Linked DNA regions of Homo sapiens: region 2 is linked to region 1. A link is a contact called in ENCODE Hi-C or POLR2A ChIA-PET data. All regions are on one chromosome and are shown on one strand. Each heading gives the region's core, a stretch centred on a gene start or an enhancer-like site at or near the end of the contact. The rest is flanking DNA. Distances are from core to core; before and after follow the strand shown. Region 1 holds the start of PCDH7 (protocadherin 7). Region 2 overlaps PCDH7 (protocadherin 7).

Evidence for each region. Hi-C counts contacts between places; a loop is a spot of excess contacts on that map. ChIA-PET counts read pairs that join two places held with the same protein, here RNA polymerase II (POLR2A). Pooled maps may share reads with other maps.
Region 2: a loop to region 1 is called in a map of PC-9, with 8 times the contacts of the local background. The contact joins the enhancer-like site here to the promoter of PCDH7 in region 1. A Hi-C loop is called at or near these places in 19 of 168 maps with a recorded cell type or tissue (A673, Caco-2, Calu3 and 15 more) and 11 of 50 pooled maps. POLR2A ChIA-PET finds 5 or more read pairs at or near these places in 3 of 52 experiments (AG04449, AG04450 and PC-9).

The regions. Positions count from the first base shown.
Region 1 is chr4:30,718,220-30,722,167 of GRCh38, forward strand. PCDH7 (protocadherin 7) reads left to right here and starts at 2,150. Exons shown (of 3, transcript NM_001173523.2): 1 at 2,150-3,948. The coding sequence starts at 3,204. It overlaps LOC124900844, which reads right to left and starts at 902. Exons shown (of 1, transcript XM_047416545.1): 1 at 1-902. RefSeq lists an enhancer at 2,959-3,669.
Region 2 is chr4:30,865,596-30,869,207 of GRCh38, forward strand. The region is part of intron 1 of PCDH7 (protocadherin 7); the gene reads left to right. Among named protein-coding and RNA genes, the nearest start is that of PCDH7, 150 kb to the left of the region's middle. Within about 2 kb of position 1,538, at least 7 of the 41 ENCODE cell types and tissues checked have a DNase peak (open chromatin) inside an H3K27ac peak, as active enhancers do; they include HCT116, PC-9, ascending aorta and 2 more, where a contact is called at or near this core.

The sequences.
Region 1 (3,948 bases), core at 900-3,399:
AGGCCGGGTTCCCTGCCCTGGCCTCGGAGGAGGAGCCACCACCCCTGGGGTGATGCTACTTTCACAGACTGGAAAATACTCGCCAGCTCCCTGACACACACTTAGACACACTTCCATCCAACGGGCATCTACGATCCCCTGTAGGGAGAGCTTGGAAATCTCTGCCGCCTCTCCCTCCTCATTCCTGTTCCTGCGCCCGCCCAAACAACCGCGCGCTACATCTGCTCGTTGACTTTATTGGTGTTTGTCTTGTTTAAATCATTCTGCCTCGTCACCCAGGTCTCGTAAAGAATACCCACACTGGACAGATTTTATTTTTTCGGCTTTAAATTTTTCTTTGAGGGGAGGCCCTTAAATGTGTATGGATACGTCAGGCGAGCTGAAGACTAAGCAAATCCCAGCAGCGGCCCTTTCTCTCTTTCGAGATGGTAAAAATTCTCCCCAAATACCTACAGTCCGTCTCAGTCGTCTTAATCCTAGCCGGGCCTCTTCGTTTACAGCCACTGAAATAAATGAGTAAATGGCTCAGTTCAAAAACACAACCAGACCTGAGATCTGATGAGGCCGGCTGCGGTGGTCGTGAATGAAAATTGGAGAAGCCTTGCTTCAGGAAATAGGGACAGTCAAGGGACACAAAGTCAAAAGGAGAGATGGGAAAGCTGGGGACACTTTGGTACACAAAGTTGCCATTAAAGTTTATTTCCCTTTTATCCAGATAGGTGACGCTACACTTTGCCAGTTACTAAAGGCTGCAGGTTTCTGCTCAGAAAATAATATCGAGGTTTCCAACATGTGTTTATTCCCCAGGCGCGCACACACGGTCTACCCCCGCAAGCAAGCACGACGACAGGAATGTCAAGCATTTAAACAAAGACAGACATCCTTCACCCTCCACCCACCGCCGCCCCTGCCCCCCGCAACCATCCAAAGTCTGAGCTCCCAAAAAAGGATCTTTCTCCAGCTCTCTGGAGTTTGATGTTCTCTCTTCACTACTGCAGCCCGTCATGGTTTTTCAGAACAGAGTGGCTTTCTGGGCGCTCGTAGGTTCCCCAGGACCCCGATAACCATGTCCTAACCAAGATCCTAAATCGCGAACCGGAGACACTTTCCGGGGGGAGGAGGACGTCGTCTGAGAGGGAGGGAGAAGGAGAAACCTATCCTGACACCAGCTCCGAAAGCTCTCACGCGTGAACTGGGCATTAGTCAAGGGAGGAGGAAATTTACCAGCCCGAGGGAGGGAAAACAAGTCCCCCAGAGAAGACGGCGGTACTCGCTAGGGAGGGGGACTGGGCTTTGGCTTAAAGAGGACTGGCTGGGATTGGGCACACTTTGAGCGGCCCCTGGAGCTGAGGCTGGGCTTTCCCGAGCGCGGCGGCTGGCTGACGCTCCCTCCCGCCTCCTTATCCCGGGCCCTCCTCCCTCGCTCTCTCCTAGTGTGTAGTTTCGGCGGCTCGGCTGCTACTGCCGCCGCCGCTGCAGCAGCAGCGTCAGGGACAAGCCTGATCCGTGAGCGAGCGAGCACCCAGCAGCAACCACCACTTTGGGCAACTTGCGGGTTTCCTGCTCGCGGGTAGCGAACGGGAGATTCCCACTAGCGGTTCAGTGTCTCCGAGCCGCTGCAGCCCGAGGGGCGGCGGGAGCGCCCGCACCAGACTCTCCCAGACGCGAAAAGGGACGAGACAACTGCGGAATTCACCAGCCGTGCCAGGGCACTTCCGAGGCCACAACCGACTGACACTTTTTCTCCCCTTGGCAAACTGGATTTTTTTTTTTAAGCTACTTGGCAGCTGTCTCTGACTCCACCTCCCCCTCCACCCCCGCCCGAAAGCCTTTGGCTTTTCTTCGGAAATCCAGACAGAATTGGGCATCTTTGTTAATTGCCGTTGGGGACGCCCGGCCGTGCGCTTTCGCCGGCTAACGTCGCCTGTGCTCCGAGCCTGGTTTGCTCACCTTTGAACTGCAAAGGGATCAAGTTCAGCTTGAGTTCCCTGCATTGGGAAGGAGAGAGAGCGTGCAAGAGAGCGAGTGGGAGAGGGGGAAAGGGGAAAGGAGAGGAGGGAGGAGAGAGAGGAGGGAGGAGAGAGAAAGGGAGGGAGGGAGGGGAGGGATCGAGAGAGAGCGGGGAGAGAGAGGCTGCAATCTCCTCCCTGAATCGCGCACAGCGCTGCAGATCCCACTGCTCCGACATGCGGGCCGAATGCAGGTGAGAAAAGGCACGGACTCTGCGGCTGCGAACCCAAACTTGGGCACCGCACGGTGCGCACTGCTCAGCCTTCGCCCCCGTGGGCGAAAGGCTGCTGCGGTTTCAGGCGGCTGCTTCGTGACTAATGACCTTGCGCAGAGTTGTTAAGAAAAAAGAGAAACCCGCGCTCTCCGGGGTGAGAAGGGACTGACTCTGGGCGTCTCTGAAGATGGCTCGGGCTTCTCTTTGGCGCGCCGGGGGGACCCTGACACTGACCGCTCTGTGACGCGAGTAGTCTCCCCTGCACCGTGCCCGAAGCGACGTGCCGGGGGATTTTTCATTCTCGATCTGTTGACTGGCTCCCCCGCTGCATGAGCAGAGTCGGAGTTGAGACTGGCTTGTTGCTGGCCCCAGCGCCTGGTGCAGGAAGCGACTCACGTTTGTCTGGGTGGCCGGAGCCGGAGCAGAGCCTGGGTTTGGAGTGAGTGCCTGGAACGTGAATTGGACTCAACTCGAGTAGCAGCAAAGACCAGCGGGCTGGCAGGCGGGGGAGGCTGCAGGCTCATTCCCCACCTCTTCCCAGCCCCACTGCCCGTCTGCCGGAGCGGTTCTGGCCCCTTCCGACAGAGCGGGGACTAGAGCCGGGGATTCTCCGCCCGCTGAGGGGATGACTCTGGGTTGGGGGAGCGCCGAACCCGCGGCGCGCAGTGTCCCGTGAACTGTGAGTACTGCGACTGAACGGCGGCAGGCGAGCGGGCGATTAGCACCCATTGCATGAATTATGAAACAATAACTTTCGGAAGAAGCAGGAGGAAAAAAAGAAGCATCTATCGCTGCCCTCCCACCCCCATTCCCGGCCAACTCTCCACGCCGCTTTTGCCCCCTCCCTCCCCTCCCTCTCGCTCCTTCCTTTCCGGGAGAGGGGAGAGGACTCGGGGGAGGGCAGGCGGCCGGCCCCGGAGGAGGGGGGCGCCGAGGGGGCTGTGGTTAGAAGGAGCAGTAGCAGCAGCAGCAGGAGAAGATGCTGAGGATGCGGACCGCGGGATGGGCGCGCGGCTGGTGCTTGGGCTGCTGCCTCCTCCTGCCGCTCTCGCTCAGCCTGGCGGCCGCCAAGCAGCTCCTCCGGTACCGGCTGGCCGAGGAGGGCCCCGCCGACGTCCGCATCGGCAACGTGGCTTCAGACCTGGGCATCGTGACCGGATCGGGTGAGGTGACTTTCAGCCTGGAGTCCGGTTCCGAGTACCTGAAGATCGACAACCTCACTGGCGAGCTGAGCACGAGCGAGCGGCGCATCGACCGCGAGAAGCTGCCCCAGTGTCAGATGATCTTCGACGAGAACGAGTGCTTCCTGGACTTCGAGGTGTCGGTGATCGGGCCCTCGCAGAGCTGGGTGGACCTGTTTGAGGGTCAGGTCATCGTGCTTGACATCAACGACAACACGCCCACCTTCCCGTCGCCCGTGCTCACGCTCACGGTGGAGGAGAATCGGCCGGTGGGCACACTTTACCTGCTGCCCACAGCCACCGACCGCGACTTCGGCCGCAACGGCATCGAGCGCTACGAGCTGCTCCAGGAGCCCGGAGGCGGCGGCAGCGGCGGCGAGAGCCGGCGCGCCGGGGCGGCCGACAGCGCCCCCTACCCCGGGGGCGGCGGGAACGGCGCGAGCGGCGGCGGCTCGGGAGGCTCCAAGCGGCGGCTGGACGCATCAGAGGGCGGCGGCGGCACCAACCCCGGCGGCCGCAGCAGCGTGTTCGAGCTGCAGGTGG
Region 2 (3,612 bases), core at 288-2,787, 150 kb after region 1:
GTTGAAGGTCCATAATAGTTTGTAAATATTCTTAATAATTTACAGTGTTTTTTAAGGAAAATTAAGTACAACGTATTTTAAGGAAAATTACCTTGGAAAACCTCATAGGAAGGAACTGATAGAAATATACATACCTTCTATCTCTCTAACATAGCCAGTCTTTTCTCAGTTGATGAACAGTTGACTCTTAAGAACCAGTGGAAGTAGCTGGCATACTTATAGAGTATGTTGTATGAAAACCATGTGTTTTTTGACCCTTGAATCACATTTGGCACGGAAATCCTCAAATGCTGGAAGGAAGATGCCTGAGAGAATAGCAGATGCATTCTTATCCTCTTGTTCGAATTTAGGGGCATACTTCCGTGGAGTGGAAAACTGGATAAAATGGTGTACACAAGTTAAGCTCCTTCTGTGTTTTTGCCTGAACCTAGTTGAATTCCTGTATGTTAAATGAACATGAAATGACTCCACTCCTGTCTTTTTAAAGCTCTCTTATTACCTGATAGTCTTGAGTTATTTCTGCTCATTATCTCATGGCTCTTTCTACTTCCTTCCATTGCCCTCCTTTCTTTACTTGGCAAAATTTTAAAAAAGCTGGTTCTATATCAAGAAGCTTAACTTTATTTACATGTTGGTAATGAGGGGAGATTTGAGAAGTTTAACCTGGCTTGTTACTTAACAGGTTACTAATTACCTAACATATCTACATTATTTCATTAAATTATCTAAACTTCCTCCAGAAAGAAGTATTGCTATTAATATTGTAAATTTAAGGAAACAGATGCTTAGTCAGCTTGTGTAGCAAAGACTTAAACAGAGGCAAAATGAGATCTGTTTGACCTGAAGTTCATGCTCTTTCCATTATACACAACAGCTTTCCTTATTTGACTTAGATCTTTTTAATAGAGGCATTTTTGGGCTGATTGCTGTAACGTTAGAGCAAATATACTCCAGTTTCTAACTTTTCTGTTCAATTTTCCAGGTTACATTACTGTGAAATGAAGTGACTGGATATTTTGCTTACACAGCTTTGCTCAGCAATCAGTTGCTTTCTGGCCATGGCCATAAAAGGAAAATTCTTTCCACAAATAGAATCTCTGGCAAAAAAAAAAAAAAAGTATTGTCCTTTTGATGTGTTTTTACTCCTTTCTCTGCAATCCTTACATGGTAAACTGGAATAAGACAATCGTTTACAGAGAAACAGGACTTGCAAAGGAAAGATGAAACCCTTCTGCAGCCATTAAAGAAGTTTCTGTATGTAGCCCTCATTTTGATAAAGCAGTAAACCTGACGTTTTGTTTTCCTTTTTCTTTTCCTTTCTTTTTGGTTTCCCCCCAGAACACAGAGCTGGACTTTGGTTGGGGTAACAAAAAGGAAATGAAACCTTATTCTTAAATGTGAGGTAGATCTAAGGTTCATGGTGTAGAAATGGGAAAATTGTTTTCTACACCTTTGCTTGCTACCATCTAGATGGAATTAGAGATTGTTTGCCCAGGGTGATGAGATTCAATTGGTATGTCACCTCAGGCTGTCTGTACAGGTCCATGGATCAGAGCTCTCTGTGACTTCCCAGAAATGTAAACCACAGATGGAGAATTATTGCTGGTTTGAACTTTTAGTTCTGATTTGATTTGTTTATCCTGTGTAGAATTAGTCTCTGTATGCTAAGGGAGAAAAAGGTAAGAATGGAGGTGAGGGTCCGTCTTAGTATTTCCCACAGGCCCCCTCACAGAAATTGTTGGAATTTTAAAGAATATACTCAAATCAGTAAGAAAGTATATGTTTTGTGATGTGCTTTGTAATTATTTACAACATTTGTCCTATACTTCAGGGCACCTAATACTCAAATCATTGTTCAGCAAGGAAGAATGAAAGCCTCTTTTAAGATGGTACATGATGTACTCACTAACTTTTGCATTCCTAACCATCATTTTTTTCTCCTGGATCTCATCACCTAAGCTGTAGGCTCCTTGGGGGAAAGGAAGGACAAGGATTTAGACATCCGTGGATTCAACTGAGAGCCTGGCACACAGCCTTTCTCTGGGTAGGAGCCCACAGAAGGTTTGGTGATTCACTGGTGCCGCCACTTCCTTGCGAGAAAGGGGAAAACAGACATGCAGTGTGATGTGGAATATGTCTATTTGTCCCTGTCACTCATATGGATCACCTGAGGGGAAAATAGCATTCATTTTTCATTCTGATGGTAGGGCTATTCAAAAGAGATACTTGCATTTTATCAGAGGTGATATCCTCATTTTGAGAAACTAACATATAGTTCTGGATTAGGATGCAGTTTAAAAATTGCACGATATTTTTAATATACATTAAAATGTAGGTCTGTCAATCATGCTGGTTTTTCTATAAGAGGATGTCATAAAACCTTTCCCTAAAAGAGGCTCAAATTTGAAGCCACATTAGTTATTATTAATAGTTATTATCCATCATTACATGTCTTATAAAATCCGTCATTTTCACTACTTTTCAGTAGTCCTGTCAGAAATGTATTCTGACAGAAATAAAAATTCATGCACTACTAACTGGGACTTCAGTTAATGATACCAACTGTTATGAATATTCACTTTTTAAAGCTACCCTTTCTGGCGAAATTCCTATATGCCAGGCATGGTGCTAAGTGTTTTACATACATCACCTCGTTTAATCCCTATTATAGTGCTATTTTAAAGATGAAGAAATGGTGATTTAGGTTCATTTGCATGCTAGCATCATACAAAATGGTACAGCTGAAATTCAAGTGGTATGTCAGATTGCAAAACCCCAATTTTAAACATTACGCTGCTGACTTAAGTTCCTTGCTGAATTGTCTCTGCCTTTTCCTGAGCACTTACGAGCAGGCGTTGTGTATGTTCTGATTTAGCTTCTCTGACAAGGAATGTTCAGTGCCTTCCATTTTATGATGTTTATTCAAAGACTTCTGTTTGTAATGGCAATTCCTTGTGCTTAATTTTTTTCTTTTTTTTCTACTTTGTATGATTTAAACAATATAATTAAATGATAAACTCTCTGATGGAAAAAAAAATCTATGTTTATGTAAGTGTGACTGATGGAAGCCAGGACCTAATATCAAGAATTCTTGACCCCTGGAATAGGCCTGTTGTTTTAGAATCCAAGAAAACAAAAGCAATTTGTTCTTTTACTGAAGAGCCCATCCAAAGTAAAGCTGTCAGACCCTAAAGTGTTGTGATGCATCTGTATAGCCATATGCTGACAGATGTTTCTGTATGTAACTCTAGCTTTCTGATGTACAGGGTGACTTCCATGCAAATATTTTTGTCTTTACTTGTTGAAGTTTTATCTGCAAAATAGTTCAACCATATGAAAAAGAATTAGTAAAATGAAAAGGGGTGAACTAAAAATATACTATGTCAAAAGAAAACCAAAAATGTTATCAAGCATTCTTTTTTTCAGCTGGTGATGGAGAACAACGTGTTAATCTTGGATTCCTTCTGTCAGATAGCACAGAAATACCACAAGGTAGTGTGCCAGTTCCAGGGTGGCAGCTAATCCACTGATCACGCAGCAGCATGCCACCCCAGAAAGATAAATCTTCAGTCTCATTAGGACTTCATGTAAAAAAGAATTTTGTTAACAAGA